Linked DNA regions of Homo sapiens: region 2 is linked to region 1. The links are chromatin loops, found by intact Hi-C in ENCODE. Cell type or tissue: chondrocyte. All regions are shown on one strand. Each heading gives the region's core, and the rest is flanking DNA. Links, peaks and the distances in the headings are about the cores only. Region 1 overlaps ZNF18 (zinc finger protein 18). Region 2 overlaps DNAH9 (dynein axonemal heavy chain 9).

Evidence for each region. Peaks named below come from ENCODE experiments on the same cell type or tissue, not always from the same donor. Only the 100,000 strongest peaks of a DNase experiment are listed, where the experiment ranks them.
Region 2: a loop joins it to region 1, with 4 times the contacts of the local background. A loop is called at or near these places in 3 of 110 quality-filtered maps.

What each region holds. Positions count from the first base shown.
Region 1 is chr17:11,978,831-11,995,293 of GRCh38, reverse strand. It overlaps ZNF18 (zinc finger protein 18), which reads left to right. Exons shown (of 7, transcript NM_001303281.2): 2 at 2,383-2,851; 3 at 4,131-4,320; 4 at 4,744-4,832; 5 at 11,097-11,181; 6 at 11,887-11,997. The coding sequence starts at 2,465. Among named protein-coding and RNA genes, the nearest start is that of ZNF18, 10 kb to the left of the region's middle. RefSeq lists an enhancer at 3,349-4,003. In chondrocyte, for the core only: CTCF peaks have their summits at 7,934 and 8,158 (motif pointing right); no DNase peak of the experiment used is centred there.
Region 2 is chr17:11,926,949-11,934,948 of GRCh38, reverse strand. It overlaps DNAH9 (dynein axonemal heavy chain 9), which reads right to left. Exons shown (of 69, transcript NM_001372.4): 63 at 4,856-5,083; 64 at 2,744-2,935; 65 at 878-1,069. Among named protein-coding and RNA genes, the nearest start is that of ZNF18, 67 kb to the left of the region's middle. RefSeq lists an enhancer at 5,914-6,486. In chondrocyte, for the core only: no CTCF peak of the experiment used is centred there; a DNase peak (open chromatin) is centred at 4,878.

The DNA.
Region 1 (16,463 bases), core at 4,446-12,445:
GGGATTACAGGCATTCACCACCACGCCCGGTTAATTTTTGTATTTTTAGTAGAGATGGGGTTTTGCCATGTTGGACAGGCTGGTCTTGAACTCCTGACCTCAAATGATCCCCCTGCCTTGGACGCCCAGAATGCTAGGATTACAGGCGTGAGCCACTGCGCTCAGACCTGGGTTTCTTTTTAAGCAAAAAATAAATTTAATGAGGACCACATAAAAAACATTTGGTATTGGATTACGGTTGCAAGGGTCCATTTATACAAGGATTTTCATCTGCCTCTGTGACTCCTGCGACTGCAAGACCAACCCTTCCTTCTCCTTCTCCTGTTCCTTGTCCTCTTCAGGCTACTCAGTGTGAAGATGATGAAGGTGACCACCTTTATGGTGATTCACTTCCACTTAGTGAATAGTAAATGTAGTTTCTCTTCCTTATAATTTTCTTTTTCTTTTTTTTTTGAGACGGAGTCTCGCTCTGTCGCCCAGGTTGGAGTGCAGTGGCACGATCTCAGCTCACTGCAAGCTCTGCCTCCCAGGTTCATGCCATTCTCCTGCCTCAGCCTCCCGAGTAGCTGGGATCACAGGCGCCCGCCACCACGCCTGGCTAATTTTTTGTATTTTTAGTAGAGAAGGGGTTTCACCGTGTTAGCCAGGATGGTCTCGATCTCCTGACCTTGTGATCCAGCCACCTCAGCCTCCCAAAGTGCTGGGATTACAGGCGTGAGCCACCTGGCCTGGCCTCTTCCTTATAATTTTCTTAATAATATTTTGTCTAACTTACTTTATCACAAAAATACAGTAACATGCAAAATGTATGTTAATCAACTATTTAAGGCATCAGTCAATAGACTGCTAAGCTTTTGGGGAATCAGAAGTTATATATGGATTTTCTACTGTGTGGGGGGTTGGCGCCCCTATCTCCTGCATTATTCAATGGTCAACTGTAATTCTTTTGACTTCGCTTTTTCCTTTCTCAGGCCCTTGAAAAAAAATTGTTTTTCTTTTTTAGTTTTTAAATGATTTTCCAATGTCGGATAAATTATTTTGGTGAAACGGTAAGGATGAAGACATTGTTTCCTACACCTTAAGAAATAAGCAGCTACAAAAAGCTAGAGTATTGTACTGATCTCTGATTAAGCCAGATCCTCAAGTGATGGGGTATCTTTTTTTAAAAATTGCTGTGATTAGTCTTAGGGAGAAATGATGACCACCAAATTCTTCATAACATTTAAGGATTTACCCAGTAATCCTATATTGTGATTACTTGCAAGAAAGTTAACTAGAAGTAGTGGATGATCCTTTTTAGAATAATATTATTTGCGATTTAATATTTCTCTTTCTACTGTCTTAGTTGTGATCTTCTAAAATTTGATACCATTCACATAAAATAGTGATTATTTATATCAACACCATAGGAGTATTTTCAAGGTAGTTAGTCTTCTCAACCCTCTTTTTTTTTTTTTTTTTTTTTTTTGTGAGACGGAGTCTCTCTCTGTCCCCCAGGCTGGAGTGCAGTGGCGCGATCTTGGCTCACTGCAAGCTCCACCTCCTGGGTTCACCCCATTCTTCTGCCTCAGCCTCCTGAGTAGCTGGGACTACAGGTGCCCGCCACCATGCCCGGCTAATTTTTTGTATTTTTTTTTAGTAGAGACGGGGTTTCACCGTGTTAACCAGGATGGTTTCGATCTCCTGACCACGTGATCCACCTGCCTCGGCCTCCCAAAGTGCTGGGATTACAGGCGTGAGCCACCATGCCCAGCCTTCTCACCCTCTTTAACCCCAAGGTTGAAAGTGTCAGGTATGATACTTGTTTTTTTCATAAATTCTCAAATAGACCTATTTTAATATGGCACTCAAAAGACCTCTCTTGGAAGTTTCATTACACCTTTTTGGTATACTTTTGGAAGTACTTTTGGTACCTTTTGGAAGACTTAACTTGTTCTCTTTAACCTCCTATTTATTACAGAAGCATGTAGGCATTAGCTTTTATTCCTAGGGCATTAATATCTTTTTCCAGCTTTATTTTTTAGTATGCAGATATATAGATGAAGATGTAGAAGTGTTTTGTAGAAGAGCCGTTTACCTGGAAACCTATAGTGAAAAAGTTTCGTATGGTGCATTTTATTCTTCATTTTGTCTGGACATTTGAAGACCAAGAAAGAACATTATAAAATGGGCAGGGAAATGGTGGCTGTTTAGATACAGTATCAGTAGTTTGCTTTGTGGCTTCAAGTTTATAATCTTTCAAAATAGAATCGTGTATCCATTGAGCAATTTCAAAAGCTCCATAGTTGACCCCATGGCTTCTCGGGTAGGGCATGTGAATTTGTTCTTTCTGAAAATGTGTCCCCTTCCTCTGTGTAGCACTCAATCTCATTCCCTTTTTAGTGTCCTGGTGAAGACCTAGTTCTTGCCGGAGACAATTCCACTGCAGAAGCACTTTACTTAAAAGGACTTGCCAGGCTGGACAATGCCCGTTGACTTGGGGCAGGCCCTAGGCCTGCTGCCATCGCTGGCGAAGGCCGAGGACTCCCAGTTCTCAGAATCAGATGCTGCCCTTCAAGAGGAACTCTCCAGCCCTGAGACCGCACGCCAGCTTTTCAGGCAGTTCCGTTACCAGGTGATGTCTGGGCCTCATGAGACCTTGAAGCAACTTCGGAAGCTCTGTTTCCAGTGGCTACAGCCAGAGGTTCACACCAAAGAGCAGATCCTAGAGATCCTCATGTTGGAGCAGTTTCTGACCATCCTGCCTGGGGAGATCCAGATGTGGGTGCGGAAACAGTGTCCAGGAAGTGGAGAAGAGGCAGTGACCCTTGTGGAAAGCTTGAAGGGGGACCCCCAGAGACTGTGGCAATGGGTAAGCAGAGGGTATTATGATCTGCGAGTGAAACACAGGGCTCCTCTCTGGTCCCATCAGGTGTGTTGTCTTTTTTCTGATACCACTTATGACACAAAATGGGTGGGGCTTTTCACACCAATGGCCAATTCTGTGATTCTCTAACACCAGTACAGTGTCCAGCAATTCAGTTCTGAAGCTAACTCTGGAGGTTCAGGGCTCAATCCAAGACTGCTCCTGTTCTCAGATGCCAGTCACAAGTCCCAGGGGCCACCTGTACTTCTGACAAATTGGCTATAAATTCGGAGGTTCCCACAGTCTTCTCTTCAAGTTTGATAATTAGTTAGAATGACTTACAGAACTCAGGGAAGGATTTTACTTCCTGTTACTGACTTACTCTAAAGGATACAACTCATTAACAGCCAGAGAGAAGAGCTGCATAGAGCAAGGTGTGGGGGAAAGAGCGTGGAGCTTCCATGCTTCTCCTGGCGTGCTACGTTACCAGTACCTCCATGAGGTCACCAACCTGGAAGCTTCCTGAACCTCATGGTTTAGGGATTTTTATGGAGGCTTCACTGCTTTGGCACACTTGATACAGTCATTTGCCGTTGGTGATTGAGTATCTCCAGCTGCCCTCCCCTCCTCAGAAGCTGGGTGGAGATACTGAAAGTTCCAACCTTTTAATCTCAAGGTTGGTTCCTCTGGCAACCAGCCCCCATCCTGAAGCTATCTAGGAGCCTAGCATAAACTCAGGTGTGGTTGAGAAGGGCTCCTTATGAATAACAAAGACTCTTCTTTCACCTGTCCCTCAAGAAATTACCAGGGTTTTAGGAGCTCTGCGGGAATGGGAACTGGGGACAAAGACTAAATGTGTATTTCTTATTATACCACAGCTGGGTTCCCCCATACCTCACGTAATTCTAACACTCTCTGACTCTCAACACTCTTTAGCTATTGAGGATTGAGGGTAAAGTCTCCCAGCGCATTCCACCTTTAGACTAGAATGTTTGAGAAGTTATTTAAAAGATGCCTGAGTTTTCATTGGTGGCGCATATCCAGTAGAAGCACGTTAGTGGCATGTCTTGAAGGTCTCCCACGCCTGATTCGGGCCTCAGCTTTTGGTGTCTTTTGGGACGTTTCTTTCCCTGGTTCCTGCTGGACTAGAAATAAAAGCTGGTTTTCTCTTTCTCCACATCCTTAGAAATTGTCTTATGATCTGTTGTAGAGAGTAAGCTTTGTGTCTTTTAGAGATCCTTACTCTGGATTCTTCAGTAATTACTAATTAATATATGGTCTCTAGATCAGTATCCAGGTTCTAGGACAGGACATCTTATCAGAGAAGATGGAATCTCCAAGCTGCCAAGTGGGGGAAGTGGAGCCCCATCTTGAAGTGGTGCCTCAGGAGTTGGGACTTGAGAATTCATCCTCAGGGCCTGGGGAGCTTCTGAGCCACATCGTGAAAGAGGAATCTGACACAGAAGCAGAACTAGGTGAGGATGGTGCTGTGTGGTGTTCTCTTGGAGAGATTTTGGGATTGTGATTAGTAGGCCTAAGTGAGTTGAAATGGTATGCTGCTCAGATTGGCGTATCCCTGAGAGGTTTGCAAACAGGTTAGACCTAAATAAACCGCTCTTGTTTGGAGAGTCAAAGTCTGTGTTTTAAACTGCTTTATGACTGGGCCAGACCATTTGGATTTTGGCTCTGAGGAAGGAGGTGGGAGAACATATGGGTGAGACTGGAATGTTGGAGGGGGTTGGAGTGTGTCAGGGAGATAAACACAAGTCTTGAAATATAGATGGCAGTACAGGTATTGTTCAGGTATTGTTCTGATTTGTGAAGATTGTTATCTGCGCCCTCTGGGGAGTGGTTAAGGAAGACATCCAGATTCTGAAAACTTCCTCTCCTCACTTCAGCCCTGGCTGCCTCCCAGCCTGCCCGACTGGAGGAAAGGCTGATCAGAGACCAGGACCTCGGAGCCTCACTGCTCCCAGCAGCACCTCAGGTGAGCTGACGTACAAAAGCGATGAAAAGGAAACTTTTTACCTTTTATAATCTCATCCTCCTGCTTCTCTTCACCCCATTCTCCATCCTGAGGAAACCTCTGATCTGCTGTCTGTCACCATATGTTAGTTTACTTTTTCTAGAGTTTTGTAAAAATAGAATCATGCCAAATGTACTCTTATCTTTGTTCTTATGCATATAATGTGTATATATATACATATATATATATTTGCTTATTTCAGTGTATTCTCATTTTTTAAAACAATTTGATTTTGATGTGCCTTGGAGTCATTTTCACATTTCATGTAATTGGGATTTATTGAGTTTCCTAGCTCTGTGGGTGTATGGTTTTCACTAAACTTGGAAAATTTTTGGCCATTATTTCTAAAGCATTTTTTTTTCTGTCTCGCTTATTTCTCCTCTCCTTTAAGGACTTGGGAAATAATACCTGTGGAATGTGTATAATGATAATGTATATACATGTATCAGAGCTCTTCAAGTTGTCCCACAGCTTACTGATTGTTTTTCTGTTTTTGAAGTCTTGGTGTTTTATTTTGGACAATTTCTGTATGTCTTAAAGTTCATTAATCTTTTCTTTTATAGTATCTGATCTGCTGTTAATCTCATCCAGTATATTTTTCATTCTGTTATTGAAGTCTTGGTCTTTTATTTTGGACAATTTCTGTTTGTCTTCAAGTTCATTAATCTTTTCTTTTATAGTATCTGATCTGCTGTTAATCTCATCCAGTATATTTTTCATTCTGTTTTTGAAGTCTTGGTGTTTCATTTAGGACAGTTTCTATTTTGATGTCTTTAAGTTCATTAGTCTTTTCATCTCACAGCATCTAATCTGCTGTTAATCTCTTCCAGTATATTTTTCATTTTAGATGAATTTTTCACCTCTAGAAGTTTGATTTGGGGCTTTATTGTATCTTTCATGTCTATACTTAATGTGTTCAATTTTTTCTCTAGCTTCTTGAACATATGGAATATAGTTGTATTTGTATTAATATCCTTATCTACTGATTACTACCTGCATTGGTTCTGGGTCAGTTTTGATCAATGATTATTCTCATTATGAGATGTATTTTCCCACTTCTTTGTATGCCTGGTAATCTTTGTCTTTTTCGTTTGTTTTGAGACAGGGTTTCACTTTGTCTCCCAGGCTAGAGTGCAGTTGTGCAGTCATAGCTCACTGCAGCCTTGACCTCCCGGGCTCAAACCATACTCCTGCCTCAGCCTCCTGAGTAGCTAGAACTACAGGCATGTGCCACAATGCTTGGCTAATTTTTTTTTTTTTTTTTGAGACAGGGTCTTGCTGTGTTGCCTAGGCTGGAGTGCAGTGGCGCGATCTCAGCTCACTACAACCTCCGACTTCTTGGTTCAAGCAATTCTCCTGCCTCAGTCTCCTGAGTAGCTGGGATTACAGGCGTGTGCCACCATGCCTGACTAATTTTTGTATTTTTAGTAGAGATGGGGTTTCACCATGTTGACCAGGCTGGTCTCGAACTCCTGACCTCAAGTGATCCACCCAGCTGGGTCTCCCAGAGTGCTGGGATTACAGGCGGGAGCCACCATGCCCGGCCTGCTTGGCTAATTTTTAAATTTTTGTGTGTCTTACTATGTTGCCCGTGCCTGGTAATCTTTGATTGGGTATCACATTGGTGGGGTGCTATATATTTTTGTATTACTATAAATGTTCTTGAACTTTGCTATGGGGTGCAGTTATTTGGACACAGTTTATTACATGGCACCAGAGAAACATTTAGTCGAGGATTATTCTTTCCATGCTAAGGCACTTCCCTTCTGAGTATTCTGAGTAATCTGATGCCCCTTCATATACCAGGTTTTCCACTTTGCCTGGTGGAAATACGAACTGTTTCCAGCACTGTGTGAACTCAGGGGATTGTTCCCTCTGATTCTTTTGGGTGGTTATTTTCCAGACTTTGCGGGGACGCTCTGTAGATCTCTGGAGCTTTCTCTTTGTGCAGTTTCCTTCTCTCCAGTTTTTCTACCCTGTCGATTCTAAGGATCTTGGCATTTCCAGACTCTGAGCTCCTTCTGCTCAACTCAGGGAGGCTGCCTGGCTCAGCCTGGGTTTCCCTTCCTGTGCTGCTGCCTGGATCCTCTGTCTAGGCAGTAAGTTTGGATAACTAGAGCTCACTGAATTTGCTTTCCCACTTTCAGGGATCTTGTTCTGCTCTGCTTGTGTAATGTGAAATGTCTGAAAACTATTGTTTCATACATTTTGTCCCATTTTTAGTTGTTTCAGGCAGAAGGTAAATTCAACAATTCCTAATACTTCATTTTTGCTTGTACATAAAAGTCTCTGGGACAGATTTATGTTGATATTTAGTTAACAATTTTGAAAAGTTGTATTTTGTAAAAAATTTTTTTTTCACGAACCTATACATCTTAATTAAAACATCATTTAAAACGTTGAAGGAACTCCTCTTGGGACTTGCCTTGCAATCTGCTGTAGCGTGAATATGAAAATAGAGAAGGCAGTAGGTAATGCTGTGTTTCAGACCAGGGTCTGAGCTTCAGCTCTCCAGGCTCAGATATATAAAAACTAGAATACCAATTTCATAGTTTACTCTGGGGGAAGGTGGATGGGGAGGTGGCAGGGGAGAGAAATATCTTTTTAGTGAATCAAAGGTACCCTTCTGCCTGCTTTCAAGGTGCCCAGAAACCAAATTGTTAAGCAAGATGTTGCTTGGTGAAAAAGATTTGGGTGTTCTGTGGAATATGTCAACCAGGCTTGGAGGATTATTGTTGTTTCTGTAGTAGGTACAGAGTATCCTCACCTGTTCTGGATAACTTAAAGTCAAAAGATTTAAAATGCTCATCAGCACCAATTTGTTTTTTACAACCGTATTTACATATATATGTGTGTCTGTATTTCCCTACCTTCAGATGATAACTAGTTAGCAACCATTTAAGTCAAATGAACAAAAGTTGTCCCTACCCAATCTGAATATCCCCTCCAAACTAACAGCAATTATTTGCATCAGAAAGACTTTGATATTTAATGGAATCCTTTGGAAGTAAAAGGAATTTTTAAATTAATCACTCCCTCTAATCTCTTAAATAAGTGAGGAACTTCATAAATAATGCCAGAATAATGATACGGTATTACTATCAGTACACAGTAGTTATTTCATTAGTGGAAACCATGACTCGGTTGGAACCTCACATAGACTCCAGCAGTGCATTTACTCACCTTCCCCTGTTTTCAGACTTAAAGGAAAGGAACAGCGTGTAACTAAGTGTAAGTCAGTTGTAATATCTTATAAACCCACAAGATGGTGCCAGTTCCACACAAAAATAGAATTTTCCCATCAAATCCCATGTGTCTGTCTTTCAGGATAGAAAGTTAGGTTTTTCCGTCTCTTCTAAATATGAGAAAGAGGCAAGCTGGCTGCCATTGGCGTCTTGCCTCTTCAGTAGGAGGTTTTATTCGAAGTACCCAGCTTCTTGGCAGTTTCTTGAGTAAATTTGTGTTTTTAAGCTGGAGGTACCCTGTTAGTGCTCCTGAAGCAACTTTTCTGGTTTTTGAGTGAGCTGATTTTGACCCTTGGGGGTTTTGGTGGCTGTATCCTTTTCTGCCTTGTACTCTTCTTGGTAGTTACTGTTCTGGTGTTCATGGAATAGATCCTGTGTCAGCAAGCCAGGCAGCCAGGCAGATATTACTGTGCTTGGCAAGTGCATCCTTTTCTCTGCTAGCACTGAAGCCAAGGTCCATGTGTTCTGACCACAAAGACTGAGAACTCCTGTGTTCAGCAATGTTTGCTCAAGTGATTATTTTCAGGAGGTTGTTAAAATAGCTGCATTCACAGAAGATTAACAGAATAAGCTGCTAGCTGTTTATACTTTAAAAATTAAAAAATTTAAATTAAAGTTCACATTAAAAATGTGGTTATAGTTAATAGTTGACTGTGTAATTCAGTATATTGAGGTCGCTTTTCAGCTTCCTATCCTTCCCACCCAAAAAAGTCCAAACCCTCTTTCGTTTGTGTGTTTGGCTTAGCACCTGCTAATTGAACAGTTTTTGGTATCTCTTTTCTCCTTGAGCCATTTCCACTTCCCTTTGATGTGCTAGGGGGCAGACTTGACTTAGGACTGAGAGTGTATTAGTCCGTTTTCACACCGCTGATAAAGACATACCTGAGAATGGGCAGTTTACAAAAGAAAGAGGTTTAATTGGACTTACAATTCCATATGGCTGGGGAGGCCCCCAATCATGGTGGAAGGCAAGGAGGAGCAAGTCACATCTTTCAAGGATGGCGGCAGGCAAAGAGAGAGCTTGTGCAGGCAAACTCCCATTTTTAAAGCCATCGGATGTTATCTTATTCACTATGATGAGAACAGCACAGGAAAGAACTGCCCACTTGGTTCAGTTATCTCCCACCAGGTCCCTCTCACAATACATGGGAATTATGGGAGCTACAAGATGAGATTTGGGTGGGGACACAGAGCCAAATCATATCAGAGAGTGCCTTCCCCAAACAGTATATTGTGTACAGTAGGAGGATGACTTTGTAGTTCCTTTCCTCATTTCTATTCCCTGAAGCCTGGCTATTCATGTCTATCCACTTTGCGGTTTCTGAAAGTGTGCAGAATCCCTTAATTCTCTCTGCAAACCCTTGGGGTGAGACTGGGAGACTGCATGTGATGGTAATAATATATATTATCTACTGAGGACCTGTTTGCTAAGGGCTTTATTTCACCCTGGTAACATATATCAAGTGCCTCTTCTGTCCTGGACAGGGTCTTGGGAACTGGGAAGGTATTATACAATGGAGAGGATGACAGAGTCCTTTTCTCATGGAGCTTACATTGCTAGTAGAGGCAACAGTTAATCAAATACTTACATGTGTGCACATACATTTGTACATACACATAAATAGTTAATAAATGGATAAATACTATAAATAAAAAAAGTACAGTGTGCTATGAAAACAGGTGACACTTGCATTATTTATCTCAAACCTCACAACACTTTTTTGAGTTCAGTGCCATCATTAGGTGAGGCCTGAAACTCTGGAAGGTTAAATAACTTGCTCAAGGTTGCACAGCTAGAAAGTGGCAACGTTGGGACTTAAAACTCAGTACGTCTGACTCCAAAAAATGGGCTGCTAATCCCTTTGCTATACAATCTGAGTTTCTAATAGTCAGCTTCTTGGTAGAAGACTGAAATTTGAATTCATGAAAGCAGACCCTAGCTGTATGGTATTCCCAGTTTTGAGTCTCCAGTCTGTCGTTTCATAGGAAAAGCAGGGCTTCTTTTGGAGATTGGGACACCTTGCTCCAGAGAACCTACCAGTTTTCCACTATCTGGAAAGAAAACTAATTTAATGTTAGACTCTAAATGCAGAACTTTAAGATATTTCAAGTATGGCTATAACATCTCTCTCTTCTCTGAATATACCAATCTTTGTTTCAGGGTGAAGCTTACAATGCAGTTGACTCTTAACTACATCTTACTGATTCGCACTTGCTTTTCCAACAGATTCCTTTTTAACTTCTTTCTTTGCTTTTTGAATTTCCTGATTTTAATTAAATAGTGGGACTATCAGACTCTTCCTCCTCAAAGACGTCTAGTACAAGCACTTGAGTTAAAAAACAAAAACAAAAACAAAAAACAAATAGTACCGGCCAGGCAAGGTGGCTCACACCTGTAATCCCAGCACTTTAGGAGGCCAAGGCGGGCAGATCACAAGGTCAGGAGATCGAGACCATCCTGATGGTGAAACCCCATCTCTACTAAAAATACAAAAATTAGCCAGGCACGGTGGCATGTGCCTATAGTCCAAGCTTCCTCGGGAAGCTGAGGCAGGAGAATCGCTTGAACCTGGGAGGTGGAGGTTGCAGTGAGCAGAGATTGCTCCACTGCACTCCAGCCTGGGCGACAGAGTGAGATTCCATCTAAAAAAAAAAAAAAACCCAAATAAAAACAAATAGTATGGAAAAGGCTCCTGCCCTCTATACGTTCTCCACTTTTAAATAATTCACCTGAAGAGGTGCAGAATGTAAAGCCTAGATGTTTTCTTACCAAGGAAAGAAACACTGATATAGGGACTGTTGTTTTCCCTTTGGCCTCTTTGTCCCTTGAACCACTCTGCTGGGATTTCTCAGGTCTTGCGATGGCCAGGATCCTATGGCACGTTTCTGTCTTCTCAGCTTTCCTTTAGGCAGGGAAGGCAGGTTCAAACACCTTCATTGGAGTCATGGTATTGTATTGCTTTTTTTTTTTTTTTTCCAGGAACAGTGGAGACAACTGGATTCCACTCAAAAGGAGCAATACTGGGATCTCATGCTGGAGACCTATGGGAAAATGGTCTCAGGAGGTGAGGGTGTGGGTTAGTCTGATGGAAGGAGGTAGAAGGACTGGAAAACTGTGAGGCATTTTCCATGCACTTATAGAGACATCTGCTGAACTGAAAATCGCCAGGTGAAAGAAATCGTTAGGGACACAGTTGGGAACTGGGGCAAGTTGGAGCTAGCAGAATTAACAGTAAGAACTTCCTTGTATTGAAAGTATTCCGTGTGCCAGGAACTGTTTGTGGGTACATTGCACGGAGTAACTTCTTTAATCTATGAAATTGATGATGGTATTCTCATTTTAAGCCTGATGAAAGTGAGTGTCAGATCAAATACTTACCCACTGCCACATAGCTCATAAGTGGGCTGAGTTATGATGGAACTCAGCTGTGGCTGGTTCTGAGTCCATGCTCTTTTCTACTAAACCACACTTGTCAACCAACCATTGGTGGGATCCCCATCATGATTCTCACACCAGCCTGCCAGGTAGTCTACAGACCTTTCTGTCCACCTGCCTAGACTCTTCTTTTCATGGCCTTTACCATCTGTCAAGGTCATCCTGTGAGTACTGGTGTCTTACAAGCTCCACACACTGTTCTAAGGTGAGTTTCTGCAAGTGTCCAGAGCCTTCATATTTTCCCTCATGCGTAGGGTGCTCCTTTGAAAGACACAGCTTGAGCTCCCAGTCTTCCCTATTCATCCAGGCCCACCATACATCTTTCTCTCTATAGCAGGCATTTCCCATCCCAAATCTGACCTGACTAATTCAATAGAATTTGGGGAAGAGCTGGCAGGAATATACCTTCATGTCAATGAGAAGATCCCAAGACCCACCTGCATAGGTGAGTAATCTTTCATTGGTCTGGAATCATTTCTGACTGCCTGTCATTAAATTGGAGGTGATTGGGGAGGTGGTGAAGGAGGTCAGGGGAGGCAGAATATTCTATTACGTTGGTTATAACTAGCCATGATCTGATTGGTTTGATTTAACTATTGAGATTGAGTCTACTTATCTCTGGCTATAGGGCTGTTGACACATATTTAACTATGGAAGGAAGACCACACATCAGACCTGCTGCCTTTAATCTTGTCTGTTATTTTAGCTTTCTTTCTCTGAAAGAATTAAGATTCACACAAATTAAGACCAATACAAATAGAGTAGAATTTCATTGCAAAGGATTATGTAGCAGCCATTATTACCCTTCCTAGCAAGAAGTTAGAGTATCTAGACATAAAACAAACAGAAAAAAATGTTTTATCTAATCCCTATGCACCTAACACTTCTTAAAACAGCAGCATCAACAAATACTTCGTATAAATAATTTATTTAAGACTAGGGAAGAAGAAATCTTAACTTGTTATCTTGTAAAATAGTCATTCTTTGCTTTCTACACTTTTTCTGAAACATTGAAGTTACGTAAAAACTAATTGCGAAACCTACACACACACACACACACACACACACACACACACACACACACTTTTATATATACAGTAAATCCCAGAACCTTAGAGGAAGAAGAGGACCAAGGATGGGAATTGTAGGGCAAGCCATTCTTTCTCCCCAGTGGCATCTAATTAATTATTTTCTTTTGCTAATATACCACAGAGAGAGCAATCATTAGCTGAGATATTTGATTTTAATTTTACACAACGTATTTATCAGGCCATTTCACAAGGATTTCTTCTGGAACAGAATTTTTCAAACTGCATTGCATAACCAATTAGTGAGTCGTGAAATCATTTGATAGAGTTACAACCAGCGTTAAAAAAAAACACAATAAGATTGAAGAGGAAATATCAGATGTAGGGGTGGGTAGTGTTTCAGGAAATATTTGTTTAAAATATGTGTGCATGTACTGTGTTTCAATATTAATATATCGATTACTGCCTTAGCTTGGGCTGCTGTAACAAAATACCATAGACTAAGTTGCTTAAACAACAAACATTTATTTCTCACATTTCTGGAGGTTGGGAAGTCCAAGATCAGGGTGCCAGTATGGTTTGCTGACCTCGCTTTTCTTGCTGTGTCTTCACATAGCAGAGAGGGGGGTTGGGGAGAGGAGAGGCGGAGAGGAAGGGAGAGACTGGGAGAGGGGGAGGTGAGAGAGGGAGAGGAGGAGACAGGAAACTAATCCCATCATGAGGACTCCACCCTTAGGACCTCATCTAGACCTAATCCCTCCCTAAGGCCCCAGGCCCCATCTCCAAATACCATCATACTGGGGGCTAGGGTTTCAACGTATGAATTTGGGGGATCACAGTTTAGTCCATAGAACTTATAGTGGGTTGTAGTCAGAAAAGGTTGAAAATATTGCTTTGGAGGTTGTTGCAGTAGGATTTTTTTTTGGACAGGATTTATTTTTAAGACGAGTTTTGGGTTCATAGTAGAATTGAATGGAAGCTGCAGAGATTTCCCATATAGCTCCTAGTAGTCTGACCTTATTTGCTATATATAGCTCACTATATTCCTACTCGTTTTTTGTTTGTTTGTTTTTCCTTCATCCCACCTCTGCTGACATGGTCCCATTAGATACTGCCTTTAACCAGATGTGAGGAGTCTACAAGGGTCATCCTGCCTTGATAGGCAAAAAAAAAAAAAAAAAAAGCTATTATAGGTTCCTGTCTCTACAAAAAATGCAAAAAAAAACAAAAAACCGGGCATGGTGTGAGCACCTGTAATCCCAGCTACTTGGGAGGCTGAGGCAGGAGAATCGCTTGAACCTGGGAGGCGGAGGTTGCAGTGAGCCGAGACCGCGCCATTGCACTCCAGCCTGGGCAACAAGAATGAAACTCTGTCTCAAAAAAAAAAAAAAAAAAGAGGATATGTGGAAAGAGGTTTAGGAAGATGAATCCGGCAGCAACGTGTAGGACAGATAGGAAGGGAACACTTGGAGGAGAGAAGTCTGCAGGAAGTCAGTGCAGGAGTCGGGCTGTCCGGGGAGGAGACCTAGAATAATTGTGGAAGTCACAGTAACCAAATGGGAAAGGCCTGGTTTGAAAAATACAACAGTTTGCCAGTTTACCAAATCTGGACTCAGATCAGGGGCAAAAGTCAATATAGAGAGTGAATATGCTGTTATAGTTGACCATATGGAAGAACAGCTCCTAGTTAAAACAGGTCAGCAGGGGGCAGTCTCAAAAAGCCATATACTTACCCTGCTAATAAAAATCCAAAGGATTAAAGTTTTTAAAGTAGTTATCTGGAAGAATATAACATGCAAGAATAGTTTTAAAAAAATGTTTTGAAAGAAGAATGTTTCATGAATGTTAGATCTGAAAATATTGTCTGTTGTATTATAAAGGTAAAAAATCATTAAAATAGTGTGATTCTGATATAAAAATAGATGCACAGATCAATAGAACAGAAAAGGGAGCCTAGAAAAGAGATGCTGGTCTGTATAAGAATTTAGCATGATCAGGCTGGTGCGGTGGCTCACGTCTGTAATCCCAGCACTGTGGGAGGCTGAGGCGGGGGGATCATTTGAGGTCAGGAGTTCGAGACCAGCCTGGCTAACATGGTGAAACCCCATCTAACTACACTACAAAAATTAGCTGGGCATAGTGGCGGGCACCTGTAATCCCAGCTACTTGGGAGGCTGAGGCAGGAGAATCGCTTGAACCTGGGAGGCAGAGGTTGCAGTGAGCCAAGATCACGCCATTGCACTCCAGCCTGGGTGACAGAGCAAAACTCCATCTCAAAAAAAAAGTTTTCATGACCATGACAGATAAATGATTATTTTTGTTGATATAGAAAGAGTTAAAGAAAGTTGATAAGAAAAATGTGCTTTCCCAGTAAAATATGGGCAGCAGTCTTCGAGTATGAAAAATAGCTCATAAATGTGATAAAGATTCATCCTTTCATAACTTAAGAATTAAAATTTAAAACAATGAAAAACCACTTTTCATCCATCTAAATGGCATAAGTTTAAAAATATTCAATATTTAAGTATTGAATACCCACTTCCCCCTCTGCCCAATTTCACATATGAGAGGATGGCAGAGTTGTTCTGGAAGTTGGGTTGCCAGTAGGTGTCAAGAGCCTTAATATTTATGCCCGTTGACACAGTAATTCTACTTTGAGAAATTCCTTTGAGATATTGATGAGAAATGTGGGCAAAAACTTATGAAGAAAACTGCTGATCACAGCATTATTTGTAGTCGCAAAAACACAATAAGCAAATTAGATTTCCATGGTAGGGGAACAAATTATATGTTTATTATGACATCTTCTTGATGGGCCATTACTCAGCTCTTTAAAATGATATTTATAAAGGCTTTTTTAAAAACACGAGAAAGTACCTTTGCCATTTGAGAGGAATATATTCTAAGGCTTTTATTTTATTTTATTTTATTTTTAGATTCAGGGACATTCTAAGGCTTTTTGACTTAACAAGTTCAGATCTAGCTCTCTAGAAGATGTCTAGATCCCTGGCAGACAATTGAAAAGACACTAATATGTGAAAGAGAAAGGTAAATGGCATCTTTAGATCTATATAGTTAAAATAATTTATAAAAGTTGAAAATCCTACCACCAAAATAAAAATTTTCTATTTGCATCATTAAGTACTATAACCAAAAACCCAAGTTACGATGAGAAAAACAAACTTCCAGTTGCTAGTGTGATTTAATAAAGGGCATGTAAATACTAGATTCAAGCACAGATCAAGGGATTCACTTTTATAGTAAAGCCCCGCTGCATTGCAGCTGTGGTAAAATGACACGTGCATTTCACAGATTTTGGGCGTCTTATGAATGGGAGAGGGAGACTCTATATTACATTGATTAATGCCACCATTCACAATTAAATGCTCCATAGCTAGATATAGAACTATATGTACAATATGACACAAATTATGTCAGAAAATAGCATATACCTGCATACATATAGGTTAAATTAAAAAGACTGAAAGGAAATGTATGCTCATAGTTGTTATCTCTGGGTAGTAAGATTGAGGCGGATTTGGTTTTCTTCTGTATATATTTCTCTCTCTTCAGTTTTTTTTTTTAGTTACCATATTTATCTTTTATATATAATCAGATAAAAATCACTTTAAAAGCAGTAGTTGCCTATAATATACTTGTTTTTTTCCTGGTCCTTAAGAAATACATGTGGCTTTATTTACGGAGTGATCACTTTATGAGTACTCCTGTGTTGTTTAAAAATCCTCAGCTCCAGAGCTGAACCATTTAGCCTTGAACCCAGGACAGGGGAAGTGAGTTTGAACATTTGGGCCATATGGTAGTTTTCTTTCTCACTTACTAATGCCCTAAAAAAAAAAAAAAAAAAAAAAAAAAGAAAATGAAT
Region 2 (8,000 bases), core at 1-8,000, 56 kb after region 1:
TGCTGACTGTGGCATACGTATGCGGTATGTGCCTGTGTTCATAGCCACCAACACGGAGTGGGAGGGGTGAGTGACCTGAGTGATCTTGGCACAAGACCATGCTCCTCCAGGGATATTTAGAATCACCCACAGAAACTTTACCAAAAGTTGGCTAAGGTCTTGCCTGAAATTTTGCTCCATGAAAAACGGCTTTGTCAGGCCAGGCGCGGCGGCTCACGCCTGTAATCCCAGCACTTTGGGAGGCCCAGGTGGGCGGATCACGAGGTCAGGAGATCAAGACCATCCTGGCTAACAGGGTGAAACCCCGTCTCTACTAAAAAAAATACAAAAATAAAATTAGCCGGGCTTGGTGGCGGGCGCCTGTAGTCCCAGCTACTCGGGAGGCTGAGGCAGGAGAATGGCGTGAACCCGGGAGGCGGAGCTTGCAGTGAGCAGAGATAGCGCCACTGCACTCCAGCCTGGGCGCCAGAGCAAGACTCCATCTCAAAAAAAAAAAAAAAAAAAAAAAAAAAATGGGTTTGTCAACATCCCAAGTGAAAACAACCAAATAACTGTCCCAGATGTTATTTGTAGAAAACAGCAACACACAGAATGACTGAACCAATCATCAAGAATCGAAAGATCTCCAAAGGCTCCATTTGATTATTAATTTGAGGCTAGAAATCCCGTATCTCTCAACTTAAACAGGGCAGGCTTGGGGCATAGGACCAGATTTGACATGAGCTCAGCTGTCTAAGCCCTTTTGCCTCAGCCCCTGCCTGCAGCCCATGGTGATGTCCCAGCAGAGGCTTCCCTGGTGGTGCAGGTCGGCGTGGGAGGAATACCCAGGGCCCTGTGAGCACCCTCACGACATCAGAAGCACAGAGCAGAGTCTCACCTGATGATAACCATTGTAGTCCATGTTGCCTGGGAGTGGGAACCCTGGGGCCAAAGACAGTTCTCCTTCTAACATTTCTGGTCGAATGAATTCCCCCAGGTAGGTTCTGCAGAGTCTTCTGTCCCAGTCATCTGTGATATGGCCTCCATACATGATCTCTCCAAACAGGTAGCGCAAATCATCATAGGGGACCTGAGTGATGGGGGAAAGAAAGAGAGGAAGGAAGAAAGACCTCCACACAGGCGTCGGGGCTGGCCTCCCATCTGGGCAGCACAGAAAGCCACAAGAGAGGGACGCTTCTTGAGATTGAGAGCAATGTCTTATTTTTCTCCATACCCTCAGTGCCCAGCAGGGTTAGGGGTGTTTGGGGAGTTCATTAAAAGCCTGAAGAAGGCCGGGCGCGGTGGCTCACGCCTGTAATTCCAGCACTTTGGGAGGCCGAGGCGGGTGGATCACCTGAGATTGGGAGTTCAAGACCAGCCTGACCAACATGGAGAAACCCCATCGCTACTAAAAATACAAAATTAGCTGGGTGTGGTGGTGCATGCCTGTAATCCCAGCTACTCGGGAGGCTGAGACAGGAGAATCTCTTGAACCCGGGAGGCGGAGGTTGTGGTGAGCTGAGGTCATGCCATTGCACTCCAGCCTGGGCAACAAGAGCGAAACTCCATCTCAAAAAAAAAGAAGAAAAAAAAAAGCTTGAAGAATTACATCAAAGAGTGAAGACAGGAAAGTTGCCAACCCCACGCCCCATATATATATGCCTTCCCTCTTTCAAGCTTTTTAACTGTGACAGTGAAGGCAGGCTCTACCTAGAAATTCTTTAAATAGGTGAATGTCAAATGGAGAAAAGTGAGGACCAGAGTACTTTTCTAATTTTCTGCCTTTAATGACAAGATTAACTGTCCCCTTTGAAAGTTCAAAGGGAATAAACAAAGCCCACAAGTTCATTGGTGTGAGACTTAGGGAGGGAGGTCACTGGAGGAAAGCCAGCAATGAAAGATTACTGTTGAGTGGGCTTCCCAGGCCCAAGGGCTGGAGACAGAAGGATTTCTCAGGGCATCTGGGCCTGGTTCGTTTTCCCCACGAGGAAGAGGTGGTGGCCCTGTTGACTCTGTGTTTGGCTCCTGAACTAGAATAACCTTGACGAGGTGAATATTCCCTTAACTGGAAGAGCACTGATTGTTAGCGAAGTTTGGGAACTTATATCAGGCGAGTGTGAAGTCTCTTCCTGCTGATCACAGTCTACCTGCCATGCTGTGAAGACATAGGTATGGTCTGGTGGGGCCCGGGACAAACTCTCATGGGACTGACTCACTGTGTGAGTCTCTAGTTAGACTTCCTGAGCGTCCATGGCTCTCACCTCACAGTTGTACTATTCTCAGCCTTTGGGTTAGTCCTGGGGTTGGCACTGCCTCATCCCACCTGTGTGGGGTGCAGCCCTTCTGTGTGCTCATGCCCCTTCTGTAGGATAGCACTGCATCATCCCTCCTTAACGTGCATACGAATTACCAGAGAATCTCGTTAAAATGCGCTGATTCAGTAAGTTTGGGTGGGACCTGAGATTCTGCATTTCTAACTAGCTCCCAGGTCCTGCCAATGATGTTGATGCATGGGCTCCGATTTGTACTATCAAGGTTTCAAATAATCTGGCTGTCAGGTAATGGGGAGTGGGGCTTGGAACATGACCATGTGTTACACTCTTAAATTATGGTCCCCGAATCAGCAGCATCTGCATCACGAGGGAGCTTGTTAGAAATGCACATTCTCAGGCCCCATCCTAGACCCCTCTGATTCACCCCTCAAAATTAAATAATTTTAACCCTCTCCCAACCTGGCTGGTCCCTGAATGTCCATGGCCTTTACCTTTGCGTTGGCCTCCAGGAAGTTGTAGAGGACATTCACAGAGATAGTGAGGTCTCCAGTGTTAAAGGGGTATGAGCGATTCCATCCCTGGGGCCCAAATTTTCGTCTTTCTGCCACCACCGCATGGAAGTAACAAAGAGCAAAGAGGATGCTCTTAAACTCCGTCTCCCGAGAACACATCTCCAGAGTGTCCTGAAATGAGAGTGTCGCTTTTAAGGTTCGCACACAACTTCTCTTATACGGGGCTGGCTAGGGTGAGGTTACAATCAGGGTTCGTGTTGGAAAACATTACCATATATTCTGGTTTGGGTTTGAGTTACAGCGAGACTACAGCCTGGGGGGAACGTGTGGAAGGGTCAGGTTAGCTGAGCATTGAATTAAGGTTTAGATTCAGGTGATAATAGGGTTTGGTTTAGGGTTCAAGTTTATGCATACGGATGTGCTAATAAAGTTCACTAATGTAGCTGATGGGGATCAGGGTGACATGCAATAAGAATGTTATGTACCGGGGTGTGGGGTGTGGGTGCACATGCCATGGCACCATCTCTAATATCTTCCCTTCCTACCATGCTTTTCTTGCCTGTTGTGGAACCTTAGCAGGTGTAATCACTGCCTGGGAGTTAAGCTGGGAAAAAGAGTACAGGGGGTACTGAATGTGTTTTGCTCCTTGAATCTTTGTGGAAGCTTCCCGCCCAGAGTTGGGCTGCTGGACTCCTACACTACAAGGGTGTCACACAGTCAGTAAAATCTTCTGAGACTCTGACTGTTACATGGTCTTCATCTTACTTTAGGCTTAAACCAGACCCCAAAGGTTTATGTTGGTTTAGGTGGCACAGTCATCCTGTTGGATGGCCCATCTCAAATAACCTGCATGACCCATCTGACACATGTGAGCTGGCAGGGCTTCTGGGAAACCTGAGATGCACTGGTACTATGACAAGATGACAACCAAGAAGAAAACCTCCCTAGCAGCTGCTGGAACCCTCTCCTTGAATTCCACCCAGGCGTGGTGTGGCAGATGGATTTTAAGGTGATCCGATGGCCTCCACTCTGCTACAATTCAGGCCTTTGGGTACTCTCCTGCCCAGGGAGGTGGAACTCCCAAGAGAGAACCAAAAAGAAATAGTGCCTTCTTGAGAAGATCAAAGAGGCCTGGGCCGCAGACTTTGACAGTACAACTTCATATACAAAGTTGGCCACCACGGGCTTGGACCTGGCTTCAAATAAATACGCTACAACATAAGCCTTGAAATTCCCCATAATGGAAACGTAGTGGTCTGCATTTGAACACTTGATATTCTGAGTCTCTCTGGAGCACAGTATTCTCAAACTTGACTGTGTATAAGAATCTCCTGGAGGGTTCATTAAAACAGATTCCTGGGCCCCAGCCCAGAGTTTCAGATTGGGGCCTAAAAATCTGCAATTTTTTTTTTTTTTTTTGGAGATGGAGTCTCACTCTGTCGCCCAGGCTGGAGTGCAGTGGCACAATCTCGGCTCACTGCAAGCTCCGCCTCCCAGGTTCACGCCATTCTCTTGCCTCAGCCTCCCAGGTAGCTGGGACGACAGAAAAATCTGCATTTCTAACAAGTTTCCAGGTGATGCTGATGCTGCTGGTCCAGGGGCCATACTTTAGGGGGTCTAACATGCAGTTACATTTCAAATCCATATCCCCACTACCTAACACCTGGATTCTTTGAACCCTTGATACTCAAGATTCATGTAGACGTCAAGTGATATCATCTGATTGACAGTATCATCTCTCTGCCTGAAGATAGCCCATCAGTGTGTGACCCAGTGTATCTTATCAATGAGATGTATAACAACGTGCCCTTCTTCATCTTGGAATATTAGGTAACAGTAAACTTGCAGAAGGCTTCCCCACATCTCTTGCCAAAGAAATGTCCTGAGCTCTACTCCCCTGGGGTTATCTGGCAATGGAGAGTGGGGTTGCCCTGAGTGGGCATCAGGTGGGAACATTTTACCCACATCAGCATTGCTCCGTAGCCCAACCAGCACCCGACTCCCTTCTGAGTTGCATGCTCTCCCCCCACCAGTTTGCATCAGCTGACTGTGAGGTGTGCTGCTGTTTTTGCCTCCCTCCCGGGGCCGTACCTGAGTGAAGTTGTCCAGGGCCTTGTGCAGGTTGGCATGCATGCCCGTGGGGGGCTCATTGGTGATCTTAATGGAGTTCTCCAGGATGCCCTGGGGGATGATGTGGCCCTCAGGGGAGGGTGCTGGCTCTGCACTCATGAAGACCCTGAACTCTGGGTGGCTGTTCTCACTGTGCTCCTCCAGCTTCTTCTCCAGGGTGCTGAGCCACTTGGCCACCAGGTGAATGTTCTAGTGGGAAGGAAGGAGCCCCCCCTCAATACAGGCATCTGCTTAGCTCTGTTAGCAGTAAATAGTTGTCAGGAAGGCAGCCAGAGGGGGGACTGGTCTTAGCATCACATAATTTTTAAAAATTGTGGTAAGACGTAACAGAAAATTTACCATCTGAAACCCTTTTTAAGTGGACAGTTAATGGCGTTACGTGCACTCACATGTTGTGCAACTCAATGACTTTTAATGGCAGAAGTGTCTTAAATCACATCATAGAAAAGAGTTCTGGGATGCCCAGTAGTGAGGACCTCCCAGTATTCTGCAGTTAAACTCTTATCTCTTGCTATCCTAAGGCTTTCCAGCATAATGTTTTTAAACTTGCCTGTGCATGGGAATAACCTGAAGGGCTTCTTAAAATACAGATTCTTGTGCCCCAGCCCAGAGTTTCAGATTCAGCAGGTCCAGGATGGGGCCTGAGAATGTGCATTTCTAACAAGCTCCCTGGTGATGCAGATGCTACTGGTCTGGAGACCACAATTTAAGAGTGTAACACGGCCAGGCACGGTGGCTAACACCTGTAATCCCAGCACTTTGGGAGGCTGAGGCAGGCGGATCACGAGGTCAGGAGATCGAGACCATCCTGGCTAACACGGTGAAACCCCGTCTCTACTAAAAATACAAAAAATTAGCTGGGCATGGTGGTGGGCGCCTGTAGTCCCAGCTACTCAGGAGGCTGAGGGAGGAGAATGACATGAACCCGGGAGTCGGAGCTTGCAGTGAGCCAAGATCACGCCACTGCACTCCAGCTTGGGCGACAGAGTGAGACTCCGTCTCAAATAAAAAAAAAAAAAAAAAAAAAAAAGGCTGTAACACTTGGTCATCTTCCAAGTCTAACTCCCCATTACCTGACAGCTAGATTATTTGAAACCTTGATGGTACAAATTGGAGCTCATGGATCAACATTGTTGGCAGTACCTGGGAGCTAGTTAGAAATGCAGAATCTAAGGTCCTGCCCAAACTTACTGAATCAGCGCCTTTTAATGAGATCCTCCGGTAATTGGTACATACGTTAACATTTGAAAGGCACTGATTTAAACTCTTTCTAGCTAGCTTTCCTGAGTCTTCTCTCTCCACTCTCCAAACCACTCTGTTAATTGTTGCCAAACTTATCTTCCTGAAACACACTGAGTCATTGCTGCTCAAAGACCAAACAAGGCTCTCTACTCTAATCCCAAGCTCCTCTGTCTGGTCTTTGAGCCTGTCTCCTCCTCCCAACGTTTGATTGCTGTCTGTCTATCTATCAAAACCTACATTTGTTTCTTACCAGTGCTTTGCAGAATGCACCTTTCACTGTAGTAAGGGGAGTCACCCGGCTTCATTGCAATGTGTTTCATTATAATGGATAGATAAAAGCTCCTTGATAAATATTTGAGGAAGTAAGCATGCAAAGCCTTAAATACACAGATCAGAGCTGAGCCCAGCACTTGGACCACAGTAATTTGGTCTTTGAGTGCTGCCTTCTCTTCTATAAGAAGAGAAATAACAATAACGTTTGCTATACTTATTTCAGAGTGGCTGCAGATAACCAAAGAAATGGATTTGAAAGGGTTTTGTAGGACTGGGTGCAGTGGCTCACATATGTAATCCCAGCACTTTGGGAGGCCAAGGCGGGTGGATTGCTTGAGGCCAGGAGTTCAATACCAGCCTGGCCAACATGGTGAAACCCCATCTCTACAAAATAAATAAATAAATGAATGAATGAATAAATAAATAAATAAATAAATAAATAAATAAAGGATTTTGTATACTGTAAAATGCTATGTAAGGGATAGTAGTAGTTGTTGAGATGAAAATTGGTGAAATTAAATAATTTACTTATAATCAAATCAATTGGAGCAGAGTGTTTAGTGGGCTACTTGAGAGCCAGGGTTTCTTTTAGCCAGCATCACCAGCAACCTACATGTGGGTAATTTGGCTGCTCCTTTAGAAACTCCAAGTTCTGCTACTGGGCAGGTCTAGGAGAAGGAATGTCTGTTGCTTGTGTATAGAACCCTGGGGTGGATTCAGAGATCCTCGAGGCTGCCCCACAGGGTTGATGGGCTTGGGTTGGGAAATCCACACAATAGCTCCTACAGCCAGGAAGGAAGAGCGGGAAGACTGTGAGCCTTGCTTTCTCACCCAGGACCAGAGAAGCCAGCTCTCCCAGAAGAGAAGCCCTAGTTCATCTGGGTCAGGGTCCTCAGGCAGCATTTCCCAAAAGTGTGCCATGGGATGTTAAAAGATGTTAGATCCATAAAGAAGGTCTGTGTTCCTGCACACCTACAACCATCAGATCTTCGACAAACCTGACAAAAACAAGCAATGGCGAAAGGATTCCCTATTTAATAAATGGTGCTGGGAGAACTGGCTAGCCATATGCAAACAAATGAAACTAGACTCCTTCCTTATACCTTATAAAAAATTAACTCAACACAGATTAAAGACTTAAACATAAAATCCAAAACTATAAGAACCCTAGAAGAAAATCTAGCAATATCAGTCAGGACATAGGCATGGGCAAAGATTTTATGACAAAAATGCTAAAAGCAATTGCAACAAAAGCAAAAATTAACAAGTGGGATCTGATTAAACTAAAGAGCTTCTTCCCAGGAAAATAAACTATCATCAGAGTGAAAAGACAACTTATGGAATGGGAGAAAATTTTTGCAATTAGACCTGACACAAGTCTAATATCCTGAGTCTACAAGGAACTTAAACAAATTTACAAGCAAAAAAACAAACAACCTCATTAAAAAATGGGCAAAGAACATGAACTGACACTTCTCAAAAGAAGATATTCATTGTGGCCAACAAACATATGAAAAGAAGCTCAACATCGTTGATCATTAGAGAAATGCAAATCAGAACCACAATGAGATACCATCTCACGCCAGTCAGA